Linked DNA regions of Mus musculus: region 2 is linked to region 1. A link is a loop called in an ENCODE intact Hi-C map of the cell type or tissue named here. Cell type or tissue: heart. All regions are shown on one strand. Links, peaks and the distances in the headings refer to the core of each region. The heading gives the core; the rest is flanking DNA. Region 1 holds the start of Gm31585 (a long non-coding RNA gene). Region 2 holds the start of Ier5l (immediate early response 5-like).

Region 1 (14,888 bases), core at 4,596-12,595:
TCATAAGCTTTGAGAACTTTTCATAGTTACATTTTTCTGAATTTTCCAAATGTCCTGAAAGAACCATCAGACCTTTACAAGGAGAAAAAAAAAAGGATTTTAAAAATTAACGAATAAACCGGGCGTGGTGGCGCACGCCTTTAATCCCAGCACTCGGGAGGCAGAGGCAGGCGGATTTCTGAGTTCGAGGCCAGCCTGGTCTACAAAGTGAGTGCCAGGACAGCCAGGGCTACACAGAGAAACCCTGTCTCGAAAAACAAAAACAAAAACAAACAAAAACAAAAAAATAACAAATAAGCTTTCTTATGTGTGTCTTTCTTTCTTCCTGTCTGTCTATCTGTCTGTATGCCTATGTCTGATTCTGTGTGTGTGTGTGTGTGTGTGTGTGTGTGATGGAAGCCAGAGGTTAAAGTCAGGCATCTTCGTTTATTACCCATCTTATTTTTGAGACACCTAGTTCTCTCAGGTTGGCTAGACCAGCTGGCCAGCGAGTCCCTAGGCTCCTGCTGTCTCCACCCACCAGTGGTAGAATTGCAGGCCTGTACCAAGGCACCCTGCTTTTTATGTGGATGTGAGACTCCAAATTGAGGTCCTCCTATTGTACAGCAGGGCCATCTCCCAGACCCTGACAGGCCTTTTCATGGCCTAGCTTTGGTGTTAGAACTGCAGGTTACATGAGGGACAGCGCCTTCCATCTCCGTCTGCCTAGGTGACTTCAACAAATGCGGTAGATCACCGGGTGTACAGTCAGCTAGAGCCAGGATGGGAATATAGCTCAGTGGTAAAGTGCTTGCGTAGCAGCTGGGAGGTCCTAAGTTCAATTCCCAGCACCAGGAAAGTTAGAGACAGAAAAGTGCTGGGGCTTATTTTTCATGGCCGTCCAGGCTCCATCCAGGAGCTGGCGAATCCCCTGCCTAGCGAGCATTTTCTGCCTCATAAACACTGCCTTCTCTCTGCAGCCTGTGGGGTTGATGAACAAGAAAGCTCCAGGCCTCTTACAAGGGCTCTCCATAGGGCTCGGATGCAGCTCAGGGTAGAGACGTGCAAGGCCCTGGGTGCCATCCGCAGCATCATAAGAGTGATACAGACATAAAGCCCCACCCTCATTTTTCATCACCTCCCACAGGCTCCACTGACCAGCAACATCCTCTAGAGATTCTGTTCTCAGCCTGTGGGTACCAGCCCCCACAGGGGTCACATATCAGACATCCTGAATATCAGACATTTACAATACAATTTATAACAGTAGCAAAATTATAGTTATTAAGCAGCAATGAAGTAACGTTATGGTTGGGGGGTCACCACAACATGAGGTTGTGGTGTTAACGTGTCAAGGCATTAGGGAAGGCTGAGGACCAGGGCTCTAGAGGGAGTGGGTTCACTCTCTGGACAACAGGGAATGTGGACATTGGGATTATTGTCACTGTCATTTCATCACAAGATGAAAGCCAGGGCCGAGGACGCAGTGCAGCTGGCAAGGGGTGACCAGAGTGCAGGAAGCCCTGAGTTCTGTCCCCAGCATGGCAGAAAACCAAGTGCAGAATCTCAGCATCAGAGGTGGAGGCCGGAGGATCAGGAATTCCAGTCATTTTCATCTACACAGCAAGTCTAGGCCACATGAGACTCTGTCTCAAAAGTAAATAAACAAGCAGACACAGCGAGAGACACTCATAGGATGGCAAGACGGCTCAGTTGGTGAAGACGCTGAGTCTGCTTCCCCACATGGGAGGAGAGAGCCAGCTTTCCCAAGTCACCTTCGGGCCCCCACACGGATACCATGGTATGTATGCACACACACTGGTGCACCCACACGGACACTAAAAAAAATAAAACTAAAAACAAAGAACAGACCTGGCAGAGTCTTCCGGAGAATTCGGTGAGAATATTAAATGAGACATGTGCTCATACTCCTGGTGCCTGGCTCGGAGATGCAACACAGCACAGCACACAGCGGCCTCAGCCATCTCTACATCTTGTTCCTGTCTCCTCTGTCCTGTCTCCTCCCATGTGGCCCTTCCGTGCCTCCTCCCCAGCTCCTCAGACCAGGCCCCACTCTCTCTCCTGAGGTTCCTGCTTCCTATTTCATAGAGACAAGCCAATAAGGACACTGTGCCCCACCAGACCCGCCTCATGCTCTAGGACACTTCCTGCCTCTCAAAAAGCATCTAAGAGCTTCCTCAAAGGTCCTCCACCCTCCTCCCTTCAGCCATCACTCCTCCCCAGCTGGAGCTTCATCAAGGATGAGAGTGTGTCAGGCTGCCGCCAGTGCCATCATCTGCCAAGCTCTCTCTCTCTCTGCTCCCTCCATTTTGTTGCACAGCAATATCATGTGCCTGCTGCCTTTGCTGCTTCTCCTCTCTCTCTCCCAGGTCCAAGTGGTCCCCTCCTCCTATGCCACTCATGCTGAGGTCAACATGACCCATCAGTTGGGGGCCCAGAAATCAGTCTGCATCCTCGATGGGCCTTGGCAAAGGCCAACACTCTCTTCTTCACATCCACAAACACTTGCCCATTTCACCCAGCCTCATCCAACCTTATCCAACTATGCCCAACCATGCCCAAGTTTGCCATGTCTCCCACAATCCGTCTGTCAGTTCCTTCCAGCATTTATGACCTTAACACTGGAGTCACCAAGACGCATCCTCGGGGTCTGCTCTGCCCTAAATTTTGTCCCGAAAAGAATGTCCGGGCACACTCTTCAGCCTTTTAGAGAAGAACATTTCATCCCATGACACATCATGAGTGAACCTTAAGGACATTATGCAAAAGGAAATAAGCTAGACACATCTAAAGGACAGATGCCATTACATGCTTCTAGGACCATCAGATTCAGAGAAGCAGACTGGGGGCTTCTGAGAAGCCGGGGAGAACAAGAAGAGCGTGTTTACCAGGTCTGGGAACACGAGAGCCATGACAACAGTGAAACTGCTCCTGCCCCTGAGCTGCCTGCTGAAGAGCCACTAACATGGGGACTTTTGTTCATTCCCTTGTGACTTCCTTTGTTTTCCTGTTGCTATGACAAAATATTTTGACATGCCAAGCATGGTAGTGCACGCCTTTTATCCCAGCACTCCAGAAAGGCGGAGGCAGGTGGATCTCTGTGAGTTCCAGGCCAGCCTGGGCTACATAGTAAGATCCTGGATCAAATAAAAATAACTACCAGAAGAGGGTGTCAGATCTGGGCTGGAGAGATGGCTCATCAGGTAAGAGCACTGACTGCTCTTACGAAGGTCCTGAGTTCAAATCCCAGAAACCACATGGTGGTTCACAACCACCTGTAATGAGATCTGACACCGTCTTCTGGCGCATCTAAAAACCTGGGCGTGGTGGCACACACCTTTAATCCCAGCACTTGGGAGGCAGAGGCAGGTGGATTTCTGAGTTCGAGGCCAGCCTGGTCTACAGAGTGAGTTCCAGGACAGCCAGGGCTATACAGAGAAACCCTGTCTCGAAAAACCAAAAAAAACAAAAAACAAAAAACTGACCGAAGCAATTTAAAGGACCAAGGGCGCATTTCAGCTCACAATCTGGGGTACAGTTCATCAGGTGGCAGGAGCTTGCAGCGGCTGGTCACATGGAGTCCATAATCAAAAACCACAGAAAGATGTGTGCTAGCACTCAGTTTGCTCTTTCTGGGCTCTACTATCTGGGAGTCCACGACCTAGGAAGTGGCTCCACCCATGGTCAGGATGACACCCATCTTCACATCTGTTAACACGGGACAGGCCAGAGGCCATCTCCCTTGAGGTTCTAGACTGTCAAGTTGACTATATAATAACCACCACACGTGGCCTAACTCTGGCTGTGCCCACCCTGTACCACAGGTCTCAGGCTCACCCTGGGCCATCACTGGCTAACCTTATGAATTTGCTGGGTGCTTCTCACACTCTCCCTGTCCCCATCTGTGAAGTGATGGAACTAAGGACCACTACACCCTTCTCACCGGCAAGTGAGATTCGGGCCCCCTTTTCCAGCAGTAACCCTGTATAAGCAGAGATTGAGACTGTGTCTCAAATACCTGCCTTTCTACAGCCATGGCTCATGGGAGGCCCGTGGGTGTAGCGATATTATTCCCTCTGGGTCTCAGTGGTGACACCATGGCCCAGTTTCTGCTTGTGAAGCATTTGTGTGTCTCGCACAGACCCTGAATCCAGAGTTTGACTTCTCTACCTTCTCTTCTTCCTCGGTCCCTTGCTTGTAGCAACAGCTAAACCACTTTCTAGGCTTCTGTGGGCCCAGTCCTGTAGAGACCATGGGACACATGGGGAAATAACACCTGGTTCTGAGATCCTATGACTAAGGTGGGTGTTTGCTCCCACAATGATGGGGCACAGCTCCAACCACCAGCAGGAGAGAATAGAACCCAGGGTGGAGGCTGCCAGAGTCTGAGAACACTCTGAAGGTTCATGCCCTGGGAGCCAAGGGCTCCACTGGCTTTGGCATCCTCGGCCTCTTCCTCTTCCTCCTCCATGGGCACTGGACATGTCTAGGCTGAGAGGATGAAGGAAGTACTGAAGACAGACAGAGTCCTGATGTTGTCCCACACTGGTCTAGCTTACAGGGAAGGACCTGGTGCTGCACAGAGAGATGACATTCCTTAGGACACAGAGGAAGTCAGTAGCTGAAAGGCCTTATGCAGTCTCCCGGCCTCACACCCAGCCCTTTGTCCACTGAGCAAATTTAAGATGCAGGGAGGGGCTGGAGAGGTTGCTCAGTGGTAGAACACTGGCTGCTTATGTCGAGGACCTGGCTTTGTTTCTCAGCACCCACATGGGGCTCAGAACGACCTGGAACTACAGTTCCAGGGGATCTGATGCCCTCTTCTGGCCTCTGAGGGCACCAGGCATCCATATGATACACAGACATACATGCAATCACACACTCGTAAAACAGAAACAAATCTTGAAAACAGAAGAGTCTGTTTGTCATGATAGTCAAAGTGCGGCATAGTGGACTGTGCCAGCAGAGGACTCCCACCCACTGGGAAAGACATCTCCACAAATCATGGTTGCTGGAAGAGGAAAGCCAGGGACAGGAAACAACCTGTGACTCTCAAGGCTGCAAGCACTGAGGAGGGGGGACTCATCTAGGAGCCAAACTCCTAGTCCCCCTGCCATGGGTCCTTAGAGCCAGGAGCACCCCTTATGGGACTGCCAGCCCATCAGCTCTTCACACCTGTCATCAGTTCCAGAAGAGAATGAAATGTCAGGCATGGGGAAGGGCAAGGGGCGGTGACTGCTTCACAGGTACAGAGCCTCACATTCGGGGACATGAGCCACTTCCCTTTCTTTTGACAATTTGATGTTAAAATTTTATAATCATAGCCAGGTGTTGTAGCAAACACCTTTAATCCCAGTGCTTGGGGTGCAGAGGCAGGCGGATCTCTGAGTTCTAGGCCAGCCTGGTCTACAGAGTGAGTTCCAGGACAGCCAGGGCTACACAGTGAAACTCTGTCCCAAAAGAAAAAAAAAAATTACAATCATTAAAATGTATCTGGAGAGGAGAGCACACGTCATACCACAGTCCCTGTGGAGAGGCCAGAGGACAACAAGCAGGAATGGTTTCTCTCCTTCCACCATGTGTGTTCCAGGGCCGGAATTCAGGTCCCAGGCTTGGCAGCAAGCACTTTTATCCACTGAGCCATCTAGTCAGCCCTTCAGTTCTTTTTATTTTGGTAAAATACACATAACACAAAAGTTACTCTTTGAGCCACATTGAGTCTGCAGTTCAAGGTGTTTAATCCACACTTGACTTTTTGAAAACAGAACCTCCTGCCTCCACATCCTGCCCAGGCAGGCCCGGGGAGGGCTGAGCAAGACAATCGCTTGGCTGAGCAGTGAGGAAAAGGAAACAGGAAGGGTCCGGAAGGAAGCGGCTTCCCAGCAGCCTGCTCAGCCCCACCCAAGTCCTGACCAGCCTCAGCCTCCTCCAGGAAGAGTCACCATGCCTCACCTCAACAACAGCTGGGGCTTGCCCCCACCCGCCCCCGCCCCCACCCCCGCCCGCCCCCGCCCCCTCCAAGCAGGAAGCATGAGAAACTTCCCTGGCCTCCACTCTAGTCAAAAGGCAGGTATGGTCAACTTGAAGAGTCCAAGGTTCTCATCCATAAAGTGGGGAGCAGGTGAGAGCTGGATTCCCCAGCCATTCTGAGAGCTTATGTAAAGCAAGCTTGGAGATGCTACCAAGCAGCTTCCGGTGCCAGCGGCATCCCGTGTCAACAGCTTCCGGTGTCAGCGGCTGCTAGCGATGTCACGTCACGGCTGTCATTCTGGCATCTTGTGTGTCCTGGCCGTGGGTCTCGTCAGCATCCCTAGACCAAGTCCTTGAGCTTCAGTAGAAATTCACAGGGTTCACCATGACTCTGGGACCAGCTCATGGCTAGCTCTGTGGCCAAACAAGACACAAGACTGTGAGGGACAAGAGGGGACAGGCAAGGCCTCTGTGCTCTGCCAGACTAATAAACAATAAGTACATTCAGGTGCTTGGGAAGGGTCAGTCAAGCTTCCTGGGGACATGAATGAAGGCGGACAGACAGAAAGATCCAGAGTGGAACCACCGGGCAAAGGCCAGGAGGTGACAAACACCGTGGAATATACAGGAAACAGGACGCAAAGGGAAAGGGTAGGAGAGGGAAGGGTCTGGGGGAGACCAGCGGGTGGGCAGATCAGGGTTTGTGTGTGGCCCAGCGCCATTTTGGCTTTCCTTGTAGGTAGAAGAGGCTGCAGGAATACTTTAGAGTGCTGGCCTATGGTCAGAGGAGACCTGAAGTGTGCAGGCACCACCTCAGGCAGGCATCGTGGGAGAAAGACTTGGAAGAGAAAGAGGCTTCTAAGTGGGTGGGGGGAGCTGGAGAGGTGAACTGGTTAGCAGAACAATGTCCCAAGCGTAACCCCTGGGGCACACAGATGGCTTGTTTCACAGCAGAGAGGAACAGAGGCAGCTCACCAGCCTTTGAGCCGGGGGTTTCTTCTAGTTCATCCGAGTGACTGAGGGACTCTGAGATGGGAAAGCAGGTAACTGAAGAGCAAGCAGGGCCAAAGATCAGGAAGGTAGTCAGGGGGTGGGCTCTCTGCTTGGAGAAAGGTAAGGAGGCTGACCCTTACACACACACACACACACACACACACACACACACACACACACACACGGGGGGGGGGGAACAGAAATAGAAAGAGACTGCAGAAAGAACCCACTGCTAACACACACATACAAGGGGGGGGGACAGAAACAGAAAGAGACTGCAGAAAGAACCCACTGCTAACACACACACACATACACACACAGAGACACACACAGACACACACACGAGAGAAAGAGAGAGAGAGAGGGGGGGGGAGATAGGTGGGGGGGTGGAAGAGACAGAAACAGAGACTGCAGAAAGAACCCACTGCTAACACACACACACAGACACACACGAGAGAGAGGGAGAAACAGACAGAGTGACTGCAGAAAGAACACAGTGCTAACACACACACACACACACACATGCATGCACAAGAGAGAGCCTGCAAAAGGAACCCAGTCCTCTCTCTCTCTCTCTCTCTCTCTCTCTCTCTCTTTCTCGTGTGTGTATGTGTGTGTGAGAGAGAGAGAGAGAGAGAGAGAAGCAGAGACAGAAATAGAGACTACAGAAGGAACCCAGTGCTAACACACACACATACACACACAAACACATACACACAAGAGAGAGAAGCAGAGACAGAGACATAGAGATTGCAGAAGGAACCCAGTGCAAACACACACACACACACACACACACACACACACACACACACACACACACACACGAGAATCTGCAGAAGGAACCCAATGTTGCTGCACACCTTGAATTCATCCAGATTTGACCTCTGACCTGTAGAACTCCGCTGTTGTTTTATGACACTAAATCTGGAGTGATTTGTTATGGTAGCCATCACAAAGGGCTGCAAGAGGAGAAATGGGGGTGCGAGAGGACAAAGTCCGTGCCCCACAGCGCTGGGGCCAGAGCCCAGGAGGGCCTCATGGGAGAGGTTGCCTGAAGGCAGTAAGAGAGGCAGAGGATGCTTGGGCCAGAGAGGTTCCCCACAATTGCTTGGATCTCATTTATTTCAAGCATCGAAACAACCACGCCAGAAAAGCTTTCCTTACTAGAACTAGCCAGGCAAAATCAACTGAATTTGAACCTCACTGGTTGAAGTTAAGGTGGGCTGAGATGCCCAGGGCCAGGAGGTGTAAGCAGGGAGCCTGCGCGTTCACAGTCATAAAAGATGTTCGCCTGTGGGTTTTTCCTGTAGAAGAGACAGTAGGTGGGGCTGGTTCTGATCCTTTCCCACCTCTCTCCCATTAATTTTTGTTTGTTTGTTTGTTTGTTTAATCCACTCTTCAAGCAATAATGAGGAAAGCGAGGTGTCCAGCAGGCGGGAGGCGCGGCTCCCAGCCTCTCCGCCTGGCTTCGTCTCTCCACCGGGCTTCGTCCCCCACCGCCTCCCCGTCTTTGTCTGGCTCCCGCGCTGCCGCGCACATGGTCCCCTGTCAAATTCCGGGCGGCTCCGTGGGACACGTGTCGGGAAGCCAGCAGCGCCGCAGGTCTCGTGTAACCATGGAAACGGAGGCCAATGGGAGGCCAGCGCTGCCCGCGGGGGGCGGAACCTACAGCGCGGGGGTTGGACTTAGGCGTGGCCAGGAGGACTAATAAGCAGGAGATTTGGGTGTGGTTTGTGTGTCATTCAAAAGAGGATCAGACCTGTGGCAGTCCGCAGTGCGGAGGACGCCCACCAGGCCGAGTCCTGCACCACGTGGTTTTGATGACATCCTTCTTGGTACCGGGTATTGCTTTGCTTATAAACTAAGGTTAAGATTCAAGAATTCTACAGATGCAGGCTCCGTGCCACCAGCTACCCTGAGCCATGGGCACGTGATCAGACAGACCCTCCAGTTCTTCAGCTTGGCTATCTGTAAACAGGGTTGGTGTGAGGCACCCACGACTGACTCAATTATAGCCAAGGTTCCCAGCCACCCTCCAGGAAATAGGTGCTCTTTCTGAGGCAGGAAACCCATCTTATAAGGAGTGAGGTGACCCTGGGACCCTGTCGAAGCTGGATTCAGTGTGTCTATCAACGAAGTGGGAAGAGGAGACTGGAACCTGTCAGCCAATACAATCTGTCCCCATTGCAATAGGCAGGCAGATGTATAGCTGAGCACCTCTCAGTGCAGGGGGTGGAAGTCCCAGTGCCCAGATCTGGGAGCCAGGATGCCTGTGGGAATCGCTGCCCATCAGCCAGGGACCATGATAGCATTTTTGCCGCTGGATCAAAAATGTAACTGAGAATCTGAAACAAGGTGATACGGGTTCTTCTACGGAAGTCCAAGAATGTTCAGTGGCAGCAAAAGCAGAAGACAGACTGTTCAGGAGGGACTTGGAGTCTGGGAAGCTAGATTGCCAAGTCCAGCACAGGGCCAGGGACAAACATCCTCTAGGTGGGAGCTTCTGTTAGCCTGAATCACTTCTTCCATGGAGGAGTCTATTCACTCATTCATCCTGTAAGGTTTTATGCAGGTCAGCTGGATGCTGGCAGCTCTGCTAAGAACTGGGTTGCAGAGGTGAGCCATGGCATTGCTATCTGCAAGAAGCCACTATCTGGTCAGGGAAACAGACATTAAAGAAATAAACAGGCAAACAAATCCATACCTCAAGTACCCATGAATACCCGAGAAGGGAAGAACAGAAGCCATAACACCCAGCAAGTAAGGAGGAGGCTGGGGTGGGGGTGGGGGACTCTCCTGGGAAGTGACATTGCTGATGCACCTTCTAACAGAGCTAGAGACTTCTGTGGGGAAAGCACTGTGCCTAAGCACCTTGGAGCCTGGATTCAGAAGCTCAGGCACTGTGCATGATGGGGAAAGAAGCCCTGAGGCCAGCCAGGGCATGAATCAGCAGGCAACAGTCAACAATCTGGATTCTAGAAAATGGCCCCCAGATCAGCCTTCGGAGAGCAAGACTGAAATGTGGGTGTGTGCGCACGCACCCACACCGTTTCCCTGTCCTCCCCTGGCTGGGGCAGGTAACTGACCTTACCATCTTCCACCTTTTCCCTTGGAGAGACACAGATCGCCCTGGAGTCAGAAATGAGTTTCAGGGGTCGGGAGCTGGCTCAGTCAGTAAAATGCTTGCCTTGCAAGCCGGAGGACATGAATTTAATCTCCAGAACCCGTGCGTTGGAAAGCCAGGCACAGTGATGCAGGCTTGTAACGCCAGCCCTGAGAAGACAGAGGCCAGAGCCGTGGAGCTCACTAGCCATCCTGCATGGATGAATCTGCATGCCCAGGCCAGTGAGAGACCCTGCCTCAAAACCAAAGCAGAAAGTTCCTGAGGAACAACCAAGTGTGTCCTTGAATCCACGTGGACAGACAGACAGATAGACAGAGACACACACCCACACGCAAAACATACACCACATACACACATCATACCCAAACACATCACACACTCACATACCATACATACATAACACAAGCACACACCACACACATCTTTCTATACCATATATATATATATATACGTATATATATATATATATATATATATATATATACACACATATATACACACACACCACAAAAATATATTACAAACATACTACACATACACCACACACATTTCAAACACCATATACACCATATATCCACACACATACACCACAAAACACATAGACACCACACAGGCATACCACACATACCACACATACACTTACACACACACCACACACACACATATTGCACATACCACATATACATACCACAGACACACCACAGACACCAAACATGCATACCACACACATACCACACACACACACACACACACACACACACACACACACACACACACCAAGCATGAGCAGGTGACAAAGATGAGGAGCTGGGAGCCCAGAATATGTCCTTGGGGACGGCCATGGAGACAGGGAACTGGGGAACTGGCCCCTGGAAGCACATCTGGAGAGGGAAATGTAAACGGAAGAACTGGAGACCTCAAATCAAGAGCCCCGGTGACCATAAACTGTAACCAATAATTCCTGCCATTGACAAAGCTGTTGCTGCCTGATCTCTTTAAAGTTCAGGGCAGCAACCAAGAGCTCTCCATAGGAATCTCCACCATTTTGTCTTTGTGTCTTCAAACAGTGTTAAGGGAGTTTGAGTTATACACCCTGGGCAGTCACCTTCAGTCCAGAGCTTCTGCCCTGGACCACACATCTCCCTGCCTCTGGTCCTCCCTCTGGATTCATTCTCAAAAGGTGCTCCTCGGAAGGTGCTGGCCAGAATGAGAATTCATAGGCCAGGAGGGGAGCACTCAAGCAAGGTCAAACTCCTCAGACACGTGCTCTAGAGGAAATGGGCATGTATGTCTCCGCTGAGCAGTAGGGAACCATGGGAGGATTGTGAGACAGCACATGAATGTGAGGGTGGCTAGAGCACAACACAGGGCTCTGTTTTGAGGGTGACCCTCACCCTGCACCCAGACCTGGCAGAGACCAGCAAGCCCCGCTTCTGGGCAATATTCTCCCTACTCCAGCCCCTGTTCCTGATCCCTGGGAGGGCTCCTTCTTAAATGCCCAAGCAGGCTAGGATGGCTCAGTGGGTAAAGATGCTTGCCTCCAAGCTTATCTGAATTTGATCCTTAGGAGCCACGGTGCAGGAGGAGAACCTGTTCTTTCGAGCTGTCATCTGACCTTCACTAGTGTCACTGACAAGTCACCGCACACACAAAATAGATAAATAAGTGTAATTTTTAAAAGGAGGCCATGCCTGGTGTGGCAATGTATGCCTTTAATCCAAGCACTCTAGAAGCAGGAGACAAGCTGATCTCTATAAATTTGTGACCAGCCTTCTCTGCATAGAGTTCCCAGAGCTACATACTGTCTAAAGACAAAAAAAAAAAAAAAAAAAAAGAGGCCAAAGGTGATTGATTGACTGAATGTCACAGGCACCACAGCCTCCCCGAGTCACTGTTCTCACCCGTGTGCCAATCAGGGGCCTGCTAATAATGACCTCCACTAACCAGGGACCCATGCTCCCCACCTGCATGGTGGATTCCTGGCCCACCTCCACCAATCTTCCCGTAAAGGCCTTTGCTCCCTGAGGCAAGACCCAGAGCGCCAGGGAAACCTCCCAGCACCTCAGCTCTGGCTGTAATTCTGGTTTCCAGCAACACATAAAAATAGCTTCAAGGACATCCAGGGGACAGGAAGGGGGAGACCTGGTCCCTTAGCTTCCAGGAGAATCAGGTAGCTAGACTCCCTTCTCTCCCTCTCTCAGACCCCTGCCATTGCAGATTTTCAGTTGAACCAGGTCTCTGCTTCCCTGCAGACAGTGGGCAGAGGCCCACTTAGTCAGGAGCCCATCTCCCTGATCCAGGCAAAGGCAGGCAGATGCAGAAGTCCTGGGAGAGGCTGAGACCCCTCCTACTACCAGCCCCAGTGTCAGGGCTGCTGCAGAGCCCTGGTGTGAATGGTGTGAAGGCTGGGGTCCAGAGCCAGACAGAGAGCCCTCCTGGGGGACCAGGGAGGGGATTGTGAGCTGGAATCTGGAGGCTGTTGCCCAAAGCAAGGGGCTTCCTGGGCTCTGTTTCCTTTCCCAGACAGTAGTGAGACCTGCATATACCACAGACAGCCTTCCAGGCCCTGCAGCCTGCAATGATGGATGTGTGTGTGTGTGTGTGTGTGTGTGTGTGTGTGTGTGTGTGTGAGAGAGAGAGAGAGAGAGAGAGAGAGAGAGAGAGAGAGAGAGGCAGCCTTCAGCCAAACAGAAAGAGAAGGCAGCAGGCACCATATATGTATCTAGTGCTGAGAGCTTTCTCTCCCTCAGACCCCATTGTAGAGATGAGTAGGCACATGGTCCCCAGGGCTCACAGCTAACATGGGGACTTCAGAACTGGGTGGTTGGCACACAGTTTTAATCTTAACATTTGGAAGACAGAGGTGGATCTCTGTGAGTTCAAGGCTAACCTGGTCCAAGCCAGCCAGGGACACACAAAGAAACCATCTAAAACAACAACAAGAAGAACAAACAGACAAAACAAAACAACAAAAACAAAGGCCTGGGGAAAGGCACAGGCTAAGCATGGAAGCTAAAAGCTGGGATTTCTTTTCTTCCCTGCCTCCCTGGGCCTCAGACCTGCCATCCTGATGACACTTTGCTCAGCACAGGGTGGGGTCCTCAGGAGCTGACCTGAGCAGGACCTTGCTCTAGCCACAGCCAGGACCAGCCACAAGTAGCTTCTGTGGTGGCCCCAGCCCAACCCACTGCTGAAGCCCTGGCCCCAGCTGCCCTCCAAGTGTCCCATTGTTTGCCTTCCCAGGCTGCTGAGTCTGGCTCCTAGATATTCGGAGTGGGGACAGAAGGTGACCTGGGGCAAAGAACTGAACGTAGACTGAGAGACTTTAGCCAATGCAGGGACAGCTCAGTGTCCACTGTGGCCTTGAAAGGAAGAAAAAGATTCCACCTCAGGACAGCATGCTGGGGGTGGCCTGAGAGTAGGCTCAACTTAGTGCGCTCTGCGCGCGCTCTCTCTCTCTCTCTCTCTCTCATTCACACACACACACACACACACACACACACACACACAGCTGTCAACCGCTATGAGCGACCGCATGGTCACAGAAAGCATGGGAGAATACAGCCCAGAGACCTTAACTGTACCAACTGTATGCTCAGACATAATTAATTTCTGAGTAGGAGTCCCCTACACGCCATTCTGAAGAATTCGCTCACAGCAGGATCATAACCCTTTCTGTGGCATGGTCCTGTTGTATTGTTATTTTCAAACTTCTGTGGTCACATTTTGGGTTTATGGAAGAAGCCAGTGGGCTTCCTCGGTGGTGAGGAACGGTTCACCCTTAGTGTGTGTGCATGTGTCGGCGTGTAGGTGTGCACGCAGGTACATTTATGTGGAGACCAGAGGCCAACCTCAGGTGTGGTTTTTCAGGTTCCATCTACCTTGTTCTGTTTTTATAAGATTTACTTTATTTGTAGAGGTGCGCACGTGTGTGTGTGTGTGTGTGTGTGTGTTCACACATGTGTGCATGTGCTCATGAGAGTCAGGAGAGGGCATCAGATCTCCAGAGCTTGAGTCACAGGCATCTGTGATTTCCTCTGATCCTCTGACAGACCAGTAAGGCTTATAACCTCGCAGAACTGCCACCTGCCTCCTGACTGAGCACACAGTGTGCCACCTGCCTCCTGACTGAGCACACAGTGTGCCATCTGCCTCCTGACTGAGCACACAGTGTGCCATCTGCCTCCTGATTGAACACACAGTGTGCCATCTGCCTCCTGACTGAGCACACAGTGTGACCATCTGCCTCCTGACTGAGCACACAGTGTGACTATCTGCCTCCTGACTCAGCACACAGTGTGACCAGCTGCCTGGTGCCTCTGTCATATGCCTTCCCCACAATGGCAGACTGAAACCAGGAGCCAAAATAAGCCCCCTCCCACCTCAGGCTGGGGCCTGTCAGTATCTGCTCACTTCAGATGCAATGCATAGAGATGCATCTGGGGTGCAGGGTGCCCAGACTCTGGTAGCACTTCCTGTGGAAAGCAGCACCATCATTTTACAGTCCCACCGGGAGACACCAGGGCTCAGTTCTCAGTCTCACTAACACCTGGTAATCTCTTCTCTGTTGGTCACCCTGGCAGGGTGAAGTATTATCCCATAGTAGTTTTGATTTGCCTTTCCCTAGTGACTAAGAGACTGGGCAATTTGTAGAGGTTTTGTTTGGTTGTTTGGTTGTTTTTGGTGTTTTTTTTTTTTAGAAATTTCCAGTCAAATTCATTCCTCATTTTTATATTGTCTCATCCACCTTTTAAGCATTTAAATTTTTTATTACATTTTATTTAGAGGGGACACACTCATG
Region 2 (14,888 bases), core at 4,636-12,635, 70 kb after region 1:
TCTCATCTGGAAAATGAGCCAATGACCACATATGTGGGGGGAGGGGCGGGGGTGCATGCTATTGTAGGGTATGGGGGAATCCAATTCCTGGGCTGGAATGCAAACCCCTCCCATGAGGGAATTATTGAAATGTTGTCTCCCCCTCTGTAAAATGGGTATGAAGGACCACATTAATGCTTGGTGTGAGAGTGAGCATGGGTGCCCTGCCTGGTGTTAGTCATAGCTCAGCAAAGATCTGCCCCCATCCCTCTTCTGAATGGACGCCTTAGCAGCCTAGAACAGAACTTGTCTTAAAGGTGGAGTGATGAAGGCATGTCATAGCATGAACCTGCCCCACTAACTGTCCCCGGGGGGCGGGGGGGGGGCATAGCTGCCTGCCTCAAACCCAAGGTGTCACTGATGGGAAGATACATTTTCAGACATTAGAATAAATGACATGTTCGTGATGTAACAGAGCAGAAACCATGTTGTGCTCGAATGGCTTCCATCCCTGACTTTCCTCCCTCAGAGAAGCCTCATCTGTCTTTGTGGCCCCATTCTTTCCCTTTTTCTTAGGTCCTTGGGAGTCTGGAATAGAGGAGACGATTCAGCAAACATCAGTGGGCCAGTGGCTCGCCCATCCCTCCATCCACCGAAGAATCCATCAACAAATCAGCCATATGGTGCCTATTGATTAAAAACTATTTCCTATGGCCAGTCGAGGCAATTGATGGCTTAAATCAGAGCACATAGGGCCAGCCTGGTCTACAGAGGGAAGTTTCAGAACAAGCAGGGCTACAAAGAAAAACCCTGAACTAGGTCATTTGTTCCTTTAGCTTCGAAGAACTACATACACATCCAGCCTCCCTTGGAGCTAGTTGGTACCATGTGACTCTTTTCTGACCAATAGAAGGAAGGACTACTAATACGACTCCGTAATACAACACCCTACCTTATGTACACCCTTGAGCACACACTCGTGTGCGCGCACACACACACAAACACACACACACACACCAAAGATCAAGAAACACTGAAGAGGAGGAGTTGGAAAGATGTTAAGAGCCAGCGTTGGATGATCTGGAGTGCAAGCGTCCCCTGCACAAGCCAGGGCACATGCGCTCCCAGCAGCTTGGCTGTGGTTGTCTGCACAAGACCTGTGCAAAACCCAGTTAACCCAGGGGGTGGGGCCCTCCACCCCACCCACAGGTGCTGATGAGCTTTTGATTGCCCCTCACTGCTGGGGGAGGAGAGTTATTTTCCTTTAAGGAAAAAGCTGAGGCTTCTGAGAGGTCCAGCACGCCGTAGTGGACAGCATTGTACCCATAGATGTGTGCACAGTGCAGCTGGACTCAGTGGCTTAGATTTATTATTTTTTAGAAGACACAAAGTTGGAAGTGGGGTAAATATGGGGGAGGTTAGGGAGACCAGTGGGGGTGAATATGGTAAAAAAAAATACATTGTATATGTGCATAAAATTCTCAAAAATAAAATCCATTATATTTATAAACAAATGGGCAAAAAACAGCTGGAGAGGTGGCTCAGGAAAAGGGTACTTCCTTGCTCCTCTTGCAGAAGACCCAAGTTCAGTTCTTAGCACCCAACTAAGCATTCAAACACCTATAACCTCAGGGGATCCAACACCCTCTTCTGGCCTCTGCAGGCACCTAAACACATTTGGCAATCACTCACACAGACACATAGTAAATAATAAATCTTAAGAGAAAACCATCCGGACTCTACCATCTACACACACACACACACACACACACACACACACACACACACACAGAGGCGGGGGCAGGGAGGAAGGGGGCTGGTCTGTAACTAAACCTTGGACGGCAGGATCTTGGGGCCTAGAGGACAGTGGTCTGGCCTACATTAGACGTGGCTGAAATGAAAACACATGTCTGTAGAGTGAAAATCTGCCAGTCAGGTCACTGTCGCTGCTACAGAGCATAGCCTGGCTCATGAGTGCCCTTCATACGATCATCCCCTCCTCCTTAAGGAGAGAGGGTTGGAAAACTAGGAACTGAAGGCAGACCCCAGCAAAGAAGTACAGGAGGAGCTGCAGTTGTCCCTAGAGGGACAGTCACAAGGCAGGCACTTGTGAAATCAGGCTGAGGAGATACACCAGAGCAGGGTGGAGGGTCCACCATACACACCATACTCATGAACCAGCTCTAGGGGTCGGGGGCATCCCAGAGGCTACCTACACCTGGTAAGTGCCTCTATAGAGGTCAGGACTAAGAAGGGTCTATTCTGGCATCAAGCAAGCCCACCCTGCCTGTGAAATGGGTATGACAGTAAAAATACTTCAGCCAGGTCCCTGAGGGGTCCCATGAACTACTCACCTGGAGAGTTTGGTCACATGCATTGATCCTTCACCAAATAAGCTAAGCAGAGGGTACAAGAGCCACCACAGCAGGCACAAGACCCACCCTGGGTCAGGTCTGGAAAAAGCCCTGCTCTTCACAGCCCTGTTTATGTCTCCCTTTCTCTTCCCCCTTCTCAGGTCCTCTGAGGTCACCAGTGAGACCCACACTTTTACATTCTCCTGGAGGCAGAATGGCAGGTTTGAGAAATTCACTGGGGAGAGGAGAGACCAGAAACAAAGACTCAGCAGGTCATGGGAGTCAAGAGCCCCACCCCCTACTCCACCACCTGCTAGAGGGAGGGCGACACCCCAAACCATTTCTGTCTCAGTGCCTGCTTTCCCATCTGAATGGCAAAAATGCTTGAATCTCACAGAGCCAGGTAGGTGCCATGAGGACACAGATGTGGGGACGCTTGGAACCTTCAGCCAGCACCAGCACTGGGGCCAGGAGTGAAGAGAGCCCTCAGTTTTTGTTTCTTTGTTTCTCTTTGACACAGAAGCTCAGGTAGCCCATGCTGGATCAGGACTCAAAATCATCTGTAGCTGAAAATGACCTTGATCTCATCTCCATCTCCCAGGTGCTGGGACCACAGGTGTGGGCCTGGTTTACGAGGCGCTGGGCAAGCATTCTTCCAAGTGAGCCACACTACCGGCTCCAGGTCCTACTTCAGCTTTGTTCTGTAGTCGCTCGGATTGAACTCGGGGCTTGGCACATGGGAGGCAAGCATTGGAACAGAGATGCCCCACACCTTCAAAACAAACAAACGATTTTAAAGCAGGGCCAAGCTGCCCACATGTGCCTTAAACTCTTTTGATAGCTCAGGCTGGCCTTGAACTTTCGATCCTTCTGCTCCATCTCTGGCGTAGCTGGGATTCCTGCCTGCCCCTTCAGGCTTTGTTTTGTTTGTTTGTTTGTTTGTTTTTATTAAGTTGAGAATAGAGAGGGGTTTGGAAGATGAATTAAGGACAAAGAAACTAGAAACAGTGTCACTGGCCTCCGTAGCACTCACTCCCTTCATACACATGCAGGCTTGAACACACACATGTGCAGATGTGTATAGAGAGAGGGAGAGAGAGAGAGAGAGAGAGAGCTCTCAAAACAAAAACACTTCTTTGTTCTGTGGAACCAGCATTAAAAATTCTCCAGTTTGGGGGAGCAGGGGTAACAGAGGAGCAGCCTCAGCTTCAGGTCCTGAGCAGTGAGCAACAGGGGTACCACCCACCAATAAAGGGGACCTGACCCTCCACCCCATGGCCTGAGAAGGTGGGCACTGTCTTTTCCTCCAGCCTCCTTGGTTCCTTTCTTCTTCAAGGCAGTCTTGCTTGCTTGTGACAGAGTCTAGCTGTGTAACTAACCCAGGCTGGCTTCTCACTCTCTAGCCTCTTGCTCACCCCCCACCCTCAGGTCCAATTCACAGGCACTGGCCGCCATACTCAGAGCTGTCCAGTACACGTCTCTCCCCACTTACTCCTTCTTTGTTCCACCTGAAGAAAAGGTAAGGACAGTTCCTGACAGCAGGACTCCCATGGCTCTGGGAGCTGACCCAGAGTTCAGTAAACAGTAGGCACTTAATATACAGGAAAGAACCAATAGGTATGCACAAGACTAAGACAGAAGGTGGCAGGGCAGGGGTGGGTAAAGGCCATGTCTTCCCAGCTCAGGTACACATGTGGAGCACAGAGGACAACCGTTCTCTCCTTCCACTTCTGTGTGAGTTCTGAACGGGACTTGGGTTGTCAAGTGCCTTTACTCAAAAAGCCATGTCAGGGTATGGTCTGTCCATCAGCCTATTTCCCTACTATGGTCTGTCCACTCATCTATTCCCCTACTCCCTTTTTGTTGTTTTTTGAGACAAGGTTTCTCCGTGTAGCCCAGGCTTGGATACACAGAAATCCACCTGCCTCTGCCTCCCGAGAACTGGGATTAATGGGATGTGGCCACAATCACCTGGCCCACTCCTGCTTTTTGAACCAAGGCACTGCTATGCCATCCCAGCTGACCTGGTACTAATTATGTATACAGCACAGGCTGGCCTCCCAGGTACTAGAATTACAGGTGGGAGCCACCACACCCAGTGTCACTCTGGGTCGTTTAGTTTGATTTGGTTTCATGTACTGATGTTGTCCTTGAGATCAGCCTGTAGTCCAAGCCCCTCTTGTCTGCACCGCAGGTACTGGGATGACAGGCATAAGCCACTATACCAGGCTTGGGACCCTGTTTCCTTGGGCCTCAATCCACTTGGCTCTCAAATGGGTCTGCAACACTGCCCACTACATTCGAATGCTTTGAGAATTACTGAAAAGCAGCTCTTGGCAAAGCCAGCACCCACAGTGGCACCCGGGGTTCTCACCTATCTGGTGCAGGGATGAGGAGCAATGCAACCTCAGCAGCCTCCAGCACCCAAACGAAAGCGAAGTTCGAAGGTTCTGTCCTAAGAGCCTTAGAAACTCCCAGCAGAGCTGTGCAGGGACAAAGGTCTACACTGAATTCTAAAAACAACTTCCAGCCAGGCGTGGTGGCGCACACCTTTAATTCCAGCACTCGGGAGGCAGAGGCAGGCGGATTTCTGAGTTTGAGGCCAGCCTGGTCTACAGAGTGAGTTCCAGGACAGCCAGGGCTATGCAGAGAAACCCTGTCTCGAAAAACCAAAACCAAAAAAAAAAAAAAAAAAAACCAAAAAAACAACTTCCAGACAGGAGGGATTAGCTGCTGCCATTCATACCGCCCCAAACTCACCAGGTCAACGAGGCTTATCCCAGCCTGCCCAGGGTACAGTATCTGGAAGGAATCTGAGGAAGAAGAGAGGAAAGAGCTCTGCTCTCCCTTCTTCCAGCTTCTCGAAGGACTTCCCTGTCCTTTGATCCTGGACCCACAACCCACACTCAATCTGTTGGAACCCCCAGGTGTCCAAATTGCCTAGCACACTGGTCTTGAAGGCTCCAGCTGAGCCCTTGGCAGACATCACTAATCAAGTGTGGTACATACCAAATTCCTTCTCACCCAGAGCTCCAGGCAGACATTATCAATCAATTGGATTGGTCAGGGGATGAAAAGGATACTTCAAATTGGACTCCAGGTAGTGAGACCTGCTGTGTGTTCTTCCTACAGCCTAGCCAGTGCCTGCAAGTAGTCTAGCCTGCAGCCTGAATGAGTGAATAAACAAATGTATACCCAGCTAGCTAAGTGTCCAGAAACCCACAAGAGATACTAGCAACATTGTACATGCTGTCCACAAGTACAGTCACCTGGGGGGGGGGGGCAGTGGTGGGGACCATATTTCCTTCACCCACCCACAGTATGGTGTCCATCTCCTCCAGATCCTGTCCCCTCTCTTCCTTGCTGTATGACCTCAGGAAGGACACATAGTCTGTGCCTCTATTGCTTCAGCCATAGGGTATCGATTATTAGAGGCCCTGCCTTACTGACTGGTGTGGGCTTCAGCCCTGACCTGGTGAGAATGAGGGCACAAGTTCTTCAAAGCTGAGATGAGGCCAGTCTTTCTTACTAGGTGAAGGGCCTTGAGGTTATCGAAGCCAGGCCTCATTGTCTTCCTGGGACTGCGTCTCTTGCTAGGACCGTGTGAGGCAAACTTCTCCCTGGTCCTTTAGGGCTGAGAATAGCTGCTCTCCTTCCTGGCTGCAAAACCCCAACCTTGCCCTGCAGCACTGACTACTATCACCAGGCAGTCTCCTGTGTTGCCATGCCTAGCTGCCACATGAGGGCCATGGGGGCCAGGGACCCCGTAGAGCAAGTCCCATATGAAACAGCCTCAGCTAGAGCCTGGAGCACAGGGAGACAGGCTGATGTTGAAGGGGCATCTAGGCCAATTCCAGAACACACCCTACCCCCTCTCTGGACCTCAGTTTACCTATCTGGAAATGGGGAGAAGGGTTGCTTGGCCTTAGTCGTTATAGCTTCTACACATTACATTCACTGTATTCTACAGATGTTTATTGAGCACCTACTGTAAATCAGACCCTCACTGAACCCCCTTCCTGACTCTATACTTGTAGAAAGCATCTCTTCTTCTTTGGTCTTAAGGTCTTGGTTTTATCACAAGGAGCTTCCTGGGCCTCCTGTGTCTGCTCTGTGAGAGTCCATCTCTTTCCTTCACTGCAGGGGACAACTGTGTCTTGTTCTTCCTTACACTTCCATGGCCTCCAGGCAAAGGTTATGAAAGCCTCTCTCAGGAGAGTAAGCATATAAACAAACCTAAGAAGTCCCCCCTACTCACTGCACCCCCAAACTCAAAGCACAACACCCCCAAGATGCTTTTCACCCGGGCATCTCCCCTAAAACTATTCCAAAGCCCCAAAGGTTAAATCCCATCTCTGGCCAGGTACCTTCCTAAATGCCCTGAGATCTGGTGTATGCAGCTTCTGGGTACTCACAGGGCATAAGAGCACTGACCCACCTGGGGCTGGCATTGCCTGGGGTTTGAATGGAACCCAGGTCCCCAGTGATCCATGCCCTGCTCTGAGCCGCCATCCCAGCAGACACTTGGTAAATATTGAGGCATTAATTAACTTCCTCTAGGGAATGGTTACTCAGACCAGATGTAATCTACCTGTGTTGGCAAGGAAGAAAGGCGAGCACCCCAACCTCACTCAGGTGATCTCTAGAAACCTTGCCTCGTGCACTGCTCCCCTCTACAAGGTGGTGGCTGAGGGCCCTGCTCATTCACAGGAATACATGCATGCACACAGAAGCACACGTGTGCACACACATATGTACACACACACACACACACACACACACACACACACAGAGTCTTGAATGGTCTCTGTAGCATTCTGCCAAATCATTGTGTGCACAAGCAGAGGTCTGAATGCAGCTGACCCCACTCCATCCATATTTATAAATCCTTACCAGGTGCCCCCCCACAGCCACACCTCCCCCAGGACATGCCACACACACACACACACACATAGTTCAGCTGTCCTTTGTCCTTTGCCTCCTTCAGTGGGAGGTTTTCTGAAACATCTGCAGCAGCTCCCCTGCCCAAAGCTACCTCAAAAAAGATCAAGGGGTTTTATTAAGCCAAACAACTGCTCAGCTTGCTGACCCCAGAGCCCGCACTTGAGAAGGAAGGAAGACTGAGAACAGGCTGCAAAGAAGATTCCCCCCCCCATGGGGCTACACAGAGCCCCCCCAAAGTGGCCACACTTTGCCTGTCTGCACCCCTCACCAATCCCATCCCCAGTGCTCACACACACATAATCACACACACAAGTGAAAGGGCCTTAGAGTTAGTTCAACACTCACCTTGGTACCTGGGGGTGTGGCTCAGTGGTGGCTCAACTGCCTCAGAGCGTGAGACTTCATCATTCCCACTGAAAAGAACTTCACCTTTAGTGGTGGCTGGGGAAGGGATGGGGGAGGGGGGAATACCAAGCCCAAAAGAGGGACCTGATTTCCTAGTCCACCACCCACTTCTATTCCCACTCTGATTCCCAGGCTGGTCCTTAGAGCTATCTTCTATGTCACAGCGCTAAGAATGACTATGAATGTATGGAACCAAGAATGATATTTGCCTCCACAGGAGCTCTGGAGAACTCTGGTCCTGGGGCACTTGGAAAAAATAAATAAATAGATGGGTGGATGGATGGATGGATGGATGGGGCAGGGGCATTACATCATTCATCAGGAGCTAGGCCTGAGGAAGTGTACTCGGCCCCACTAACATATTTCCAGGCACCTACAGAACTCGGTTCAAATCCCGCCACCACCTCTTTCAAGTCTCAAGTTTCTTCACTAAATACTGGGAAAAGACAGCATCCATTGTGAGCCGCAGACTCCCCCAGTTCCAGCTCAGTCCTCCTGGCTGTAGGAGCATCCCGCTCCCTTCCTGAACCTGTAAGCTTCTGAGATATTCAGGTGGGCAGAGATACGGCTTTATACCCCCAGGATGCATGAGGTTACATCCCCAATGCCACCACGTGTGCTTGTTCTGAGGTTCCAGCCTCAGCCCCACAACGTAATCCTGGCCTTGCTGACACAGGGTGAGAAGAGCTGTTCTAACAGTTACATGTCCCCAGATGGTGCGGACGGAGCAGAGCACTGTGCCCAGAGCCTGTGGTCTTAGACAAAGCCTCTTTGGAGCTAGTGACTACGCCTCCTCATCTGAAAACCTGAGCAAACTGTCCCCCGCTTTTGACACTTGCCACCACTTACAGAAACAATTGGTGAGTGGTTTTCTTGAGACATTGGCCAAGGGGCAGAGTTGCTGAGAGGGTCCAAAGACAGAGGGTTTCAGAAGAGCCCCACTCCCCCCCCCCCATCCCCCAGTCCCACTCAAGGGCCCAGCCCTGGACTCTGCCTGGGCCAATTTTCTGACCTAAGTACTAAAAGGAACCTTAAACGCGGTGGATGAGGCTTGCGGCTGGCATCTTGGGCCCCCCACACCCACCCTTGCCCTCTTACTCTCTTTAAGCTTCTCAGTACAAGGGGACTCTCAGGCATCTTCTCTCTTTTCTGCTCTCTGTCCTCAATTGGTCAGTAGATAACTCAGAATAAGAATCTAAAAGTGGAGAAGTCCTTGGCCTGGGTACTCCTGGGGCTCAGGGTAAGGACCAAAACTTAACAGGTTGCTCCACTCAAGCGGTCTCAAGCTTGGCCTCCAAGAACCTTAAAGGGAGAAATTCAGACTTTTCTGGTAAGAGATCCAAGCTAGGCACTTAGGGCTTCTATTGTCATTGATATTAAGTCAGGAAAGAAGAGGTCTCCCAAAAGAGGAGGAAGCTTGGGGCGGGTTCATAGCCCAAACCCCCACCCCCACCCCCCACCCAGGCAGTCTCACGATCACAAAGCTTCTCTACTAGAGATCAAAAATCACTGGGATTTGAGTCAAACAGAAAGAGAGGCCCTTCCGTGACCATTCCCAGAGGCCCCTGGGCTAACACATCAGGTAATCAGGCCCCAAACCCTCTCTTCCAAGACAGCACTCTAGTTCTCAGGTGCGCCCCCCACTCAGCTTTTCTTGGAAGAAGGCTCAGCTCGCCCAGGTTGCCCCCGGCCGTGGCAGGTGGAAAAGAGGAGGCGCCGCGTGGCTCGAAGCGGGGGAACCGCGCGCACCTGCCGCAGGTGAGGCCCAACCATGCGGAAGGGGGCGGAGCCATCTCCGCTGCGCTCAGGTGAGCCGACCCCCAGCTCGCAGGAGCCACGTCCAGGAAAGCTACGAATTTCGACGTGGCTCCCAAGAGGCGACCCAAAGCTGAGAGAGACTACCTCGGAGGCTCCTAGTCCCACGAGGTGCCGCGGCCCCAGGAGAACATTCGAGGCAACGGCGGCGTTGGAGGCCCGGGGTCCGTTCGTTATTTGAATAGCACAAAGGAACCGCCTTGGTCTGATTGGCCAGTCAAGTGGTCCCGGGGAGGGCAGTGGCTGTCAGTCGGAAGGCTCTACACGCTTCTATTGGCTAATCTACAGTGGGGCGGGGCGCTGCTGCCCAGCTAAATAGTTGGGGCCGGGGCCGGCGGAGGCTCATTGCTTTGGCGCCGTCTGGGGAGCGTGAGCCTGCGGGTGGCGCGCAACGCATGGTGGCGACTTCTCTCGGAGTGTCGCCGACCCGCCGACCCGGGCTCGGTTCCCTGTGCCTGGCTCGCCCGGGCGACCAACTGGAGACACACGCAAGGAGCAGCATTCGCAGCACCAGAGGCGGCTGCTCCGCCGCCCGCGTCTCCGCGGGAGCATGGAGTGCGCCCTGGACGCCCAGAGCCTGATCAGCATCTCCCTGCGCAAGATCCACAGCTCCCGGACCCAGCGCGGCGGCATCAAGCTGCACAAGAACCTCCTGGTGTCCTACGTGCTCCGCAACGCGCGCCAGCTCTACCTGAGCGAGCGTTACGCCGAGCTCTACCGGCGCCAGCAGCAGCAGCAGCAACAGCAGCCGCCCCACCACCAGCACCAGCACCTCGCTTACGCGGCGCCCGGAATGCCGGCCAGCGCGGCCGACTTCGGCCCGCTCCAACTTGGCGGCGGCGGGGACGCGGAGGCGCGCGAGCCGGTTGCCCGGCACCAGCTGCACCAGCTCCACCAGCTTCACCAGCTGCACCTCCAGCAGCAGCTGCACCAACACCAACACCCGGCGCCCAGGGGCTGCACGGCGGCGGCGCCGGTGGCGGTGGCCGGGGCGCCCGCGGGCTGCGCGGGGGCGCTCTCGGAGCTGCCCGGGTGCGCTGCGCTCCAGCCGCCGCACGGCGCGCCCCACCGCGGGCAGCACTTGGAGCCGCTGCAGCCGGGTCCCGCGCCGCTGCCGCCGCCCGCGCCCGCCGCGCTCTGCCCGCGGGACCCTCGCGTCCCGGCCGCTTGCTCTGCGCCCTCGGTGCTTCCGGGGGCTGCCCCTTCGACCGTCGCTGCCTCCTCTCCGCCCGCCTCTACAGCCCCTTCCTCATCCACTGGCTTCTACCGGGGCGCGTACCCGGCCCCCTCGGACTTCGGCGTGCACTGCAGCAGCCAGACCACCGTGCTGGACCTGGACACTCACGTGGTGACCACGGTAGAAAACGGCTACTTGCACCAGGACTGCTGCGCCTCCGCCCACTGCCCCTGCTGTGGCCAGGGCGCTCCGGGACCCGGTCTGGCGTCCGCCGCTGGTTGCAAGCGCAAGTATTACCCTGGCCAGGAGGAAGAGGACGACGAAGAGGACGCGGGCGACCTGGGAGCCGAGCCCCCCGGGGGTACCCCATTCGCCCCCTGTAAGCGCGCCCGCTTCGAGGACTTCTGCCCGGACTCGTCCCCGGACGCGTCCAACATCTCAAACTTGATCTCCATCTTTGGCTCGGGCTTCTCGGGGCTGGTGAGCCGACAGCCGGACTCCTCGGAGCAGCCGCCGCCGCTCAACGGGCAGCTGTGCGCCAAGCAGGCGCTCGCCAGCCTCGGCGCCTGGACTCGAGCCATTGTCGCCTTCTAGGGACCCCCGAGGGCATGGGGACCCTGGGCCCCGCGGGGCTGGGGCCAGACAAAGACTCGGCCAAGGGGCGATAGGGAGCGAGCGGGTCCTGGCCACTCGGGGCTGAGCTGGGGACGAGCAGAGGCTGATGTTTTATAAATTGTAAAATAAAAAAAAAAAATCTAAAAATCTTGGACTTTATTTTTGCAGAGAAAAAGCGCCTATTTAAGTATGCTTTGTGTTTCTCTTACTCTTTTCCCCCCCTTTTTATTGTACTGATTGCAGTGGTGTTTAGCGAGGAGCCTGCCACGTGAGGCAGGGCTGCTGCCCGGAGGAGGTGCCCGGCCGCCGGGGGCGAGGCTGGGTGCCCGGGCGCGCCAGGGGCGCAACGCAGGAGGGCGCGGGGCCCCGGACGCCGATTCTAATCAGTTGTCAAGAGCCGGGAAGCCCGACGTTCCGCTCTCCTGAGTGCCTTTCTGGGGTGAGGAACGGGTCTTGTGAAACCCTGAGCAAAAAAACAAAGGCAAACTCTATCTCCAAAAGGGACGTTTCGGTCACATTTCCTCTCTGGGGGCGGCCTCCAAAGTTCTCAAAATGAGAAGGCAGAAATGAAAACACTTCAACTTTTTTTTCTTTTCTTGCCGGGTTGGGCGTCTAGAACCCCTCCTCTCCCCGCCCCTCTGGCTCCGTCCTCCTCCCCCTCCTCCACCCGCCTCGCGGACTCGGGCGGGGGGGGGGGGGGGCACCCTGACACTCTCAGCACAGTTGGGAAAGGGGTGGAGGGCGAGCAGGGCGAACTACATTTCCCATCATGCCCAGCACTGCGGTCCTCACTAAACAAAAAAGGAAGTCGATTCCTTCACCTGGATCCCCGGGGGAGGGAGGGGCCCGGACCGCCGACTGAGCTGGAGACTTTTCGCTTAGCTCCTGGTCAGCTCTAGTGATTGTGCGCGCTTCTAAGTTACCTTGTGCTTTAGCCTTCGGTCCCATCTCATGAAACCAGCATTGTTCCAGCCTGTGAGAACCCTGTCTCCGTCCTCAGCGCGATAGATTTTGTTTAATTTAAAAGCCTTTTGTTGTGAGAAGGTGAGGTTCGCTTAGTGCCCCTCTGGGTCTCTGCCATCAACACCCCGAGGACTCCAAAACAAGTTGCCAACCTTGCCTTCCCGGCCCTTCTTCCTCCTGTATTTTTGTGCATAATGAATTGTATCTCACCGGGTAAAACTGTTCAGGTTATTTGTTTAAATTTATAATCTTAATAAAAAGTCAATTGTAGAGTGTATGGTGGTTCCTTTGCTTTCACATGGGCTTAGAGGTGAGAAAATCTAAACACACACACACACACACACACACACGCAAGCAAACACCAGCTTTCCAGGGCCATGGTGGAAACCCATGGATACCCCCATATCCGCAGGGCCAGGGTTGGAATTGTGTGTGTGTGTGTGTGTGTGTGTGTGTGTGTGTGTGTGTGTGCTGGGGATGGAGCTAGGGTTGGGAGTCAGTATGTGTGCGTTCTGGGGATGGAGGCCGGTGCTACAAGGTCTTCTCCATAAGCCCTCCTCACCAGCGGGTCTTGCCCCCTTGGGAACCCGCTGCCCAGCAGGAAGCTGAGCCAGCCTCCAACATATTTCCATGCACCACCAGGGTTGCAAGGGCCTAGTTGGCCCCTACTTTCTGTAGCAGGGAGACTTCTGGGCCACCCACACTCCCTGACCTGATCCTCAGACCGCGCACATCAGCACGTCTCAAGCAAGCAACTTGGGGAAGTTTTTTCCTTTCCTTTTTCTTTCTTTCTTCCTTTCCTTTCCTTTCCTTTCCTTTCCTTTCTTTTCTTTTCTTTCTTTCTTCCTTTCTTTCTTTCTTCTTATTTTTTTTTTAAAGTTGAGTTTGTTATCACTGCTCAGTGCCACTTGGTGGTGTGCTGGCGGCGTCTCCCTCCTCGTGCCCCTCCCCTCTCCTTTTCTGCTCCCTCCCGCCCGCCTCTCTCTTCTGTGGATGGAGCAGGAAGGCTCCAGGCGCGCGCTCCCCTCTGACCACCTACGGAATGACCTCAGAGTGGGAGAATGTGCCAAGGCACCGAAGGAAGCTCGGGTTCTTCCCACTGGAACCAAATTCACATCTGGAGCCGCGGCTCCGGCCCCAGGGCACACGGGTGGTTCCAACCTTGCTAAGGGGATAGGAAAAAAGAACTGGGGAGGCGTGGAGGGCAGTGGGGTAAGATAAATCGGCAGCCTTTGCTGTTTTAGGGTAGCGTCTCTCGCAATGTCTCTCGTCTCTGGCTGCCTCCCTAAAGATCTCTCGCAATGTCTCTCGTCTCTGGCTGCCTCCCTAAAGATCTCTCGCTCTCACTGGCTAGCCCCCTTGCTTCCCTTCTCTGCGCCAAAGCTCTCAGCCACCGGCCAGGCGATTCACGCCGCCCCACCCCATAAGCCTCGCTGGGTGAAAGGAGGCGCTGTCGCCCAGCGTCCCAAGTCCAGACGAGAGGCGGATGTTATTCACTCTCAGGGGGCCTCTCGGCTCTGGATCTCGCTGTCGCGCGTGGCGAAGTTCTTGGGGACACTCCAAAACGTGGGGGTTGGGGAGGCCGCGGAGGTCGGCGATCTAGGTTGGGTAAGAGGGATGCTCTGGAGGTGTGAGTTACCGGGAGAAAAGACACCTTCACCTCACCCACACACCCAAAGACTTGCTCTTGGCCTCCCACGGGAAGAGACTGGAGCTAAAGAGGGGGTGCATCTTAACCCCCTTCCCATATCCCCCTACAAGTCTAAGGAAATAGCTGTTGGATGCAGTTTTGAGTCAATCCAAGTCAGTTGCCACGGCTCCCCCTAGCGCCAATTGGAAGGCGCTGCAGAATGTGCGGATGGGAGTGGGCGAGGCGCAGCCGGGGGCGGGCGGGCTGCTGGGAGAGGCAACACACGCACCGGCGCACCCGCGCACGGGCGGCCTAACATCGCATCCCCACCCAGCCCTGGTCTGAGAGAGACCCTGAGCGTGGAGCTCTCCCACTCCAGGTCTGCGTGGAGAAGGGCACATGGTCGGACGCCTTTGTTGGGAGCGTGGAGCTGGTAACAGCGAAACTCCCAGTGAGGGGCTTGGGACCTTCGCGTCTATCCTTGGGACTCGTGTAGGGAAGACGTGTGTGTGTGTGTGTGTGTGTGTGTGTGTGTGTGTGTGTGTGTGTGTGTGTGTGTGTGTGTGTGTGTGTTGGGGGGGGGGGTCGGTGTTTGGGTGCGAAATAGAAGCTCTGAGATCAGCAAGACTACAGACTAGGGTTCTCTCCTTCCCTATCCGCGCAGGTTTTCTGAGCTCAGGACATATTGGGTACATTGGGATCTAGTGAAATTGGGAGTTGAGGGGATGAGCTCAGGGAGCTGCACAAGAGAGGACCCCCAGCCCCGCTTCTGTCTTCAGGGCCTAGGTACCCTGCGCAATAATACAAAGGGTTGAGAAACTGCTCTACAGAGGACACAGACATCCCCCCTGAAATAAACAACAGCCCAGATACTAAGGCTGGGCACCATACTGAGGACCACACCCGTCCTCCCACTGCCTGGGACACATGAATCTCCAAGCATCCTCCTCTCCTTATCCCCTTCACAGCCCCTGGATTCCTTTGCAGCATACAACGTGGCAGCCCA

Evidence for each region. Hi-C counts contacts between places; a loop is a spot of excess contacts. Peaks named below come from ENCODE experiments on the same cell type or tissue, not always from the same donor. Only the 100,000 strongest peaks of a DNase experiment are listed, where the experiment ranks them.
Region 2: it touches region 1 in a loop (4-fold over the local background); 10 of 42 quality-filtered maps call a loop at or near these places.

What each region holds. Positions count from the first base shown.
Region 1 is chr2:30,538,974-30,553,861 of GRCm38, reverse strand. Gm31585 (a long non-coding RNA gene) reads right to left here and starts at 9,371. Exons shown (of 3, transcript XR_374225.3): 1 at 7,824-9,371; 2 at 6,946-7,017; 3 at 6,018-6,384. It overlaps Gm14487 (predicted gene 14487), which reads right to left. Exons shown (of 3, transcript NR_166439.1): 3 at 14,842-14,888. In heart, for the core only: a CTCF peak has its summit at 8,753; DNase peaks (open chromatin) are centred at 5,861, 6,812, 8,611, 12,103 and 1 weaker place; H3K4me3 peaks cover 1,029 bases; H3K27ac peaks cover 5,693 bases.
Region 2 is chr2:30,469,171-30,484,058 of GRCm38, reverse strand. Ier5l (immediate early response 5-like) reads left to right here and starts at 9,860. Exons shown (of 1, transcript NM_030244.3): 1 at 9,860-11,428. The coding sequence starts at 10,048. The coding sequence ends at 11,268. Gm31291 (a long non-coding RNA gene) reads right to left here and starts at 9,751. Exons shown (of 7, transcript XR_003954013.1): 1 at 9,585-9,751; 2 at 8,781-8,984; 3 at 7,623-7,690; 4 at 5,094-5,146; 5 at 2,334-4,816. In heart, for the core only: CTCF peaks have their summits at 9,828 and 11,619; DNase peaks (open chromatin) are centred at 8,358, 9,788, 11,028 and 12,048; H3K4me3 peaks cover 3,677 bases; H3K27ac peaks cover 3,619 bases; H3K27me3 peaks cover 1,709 bases.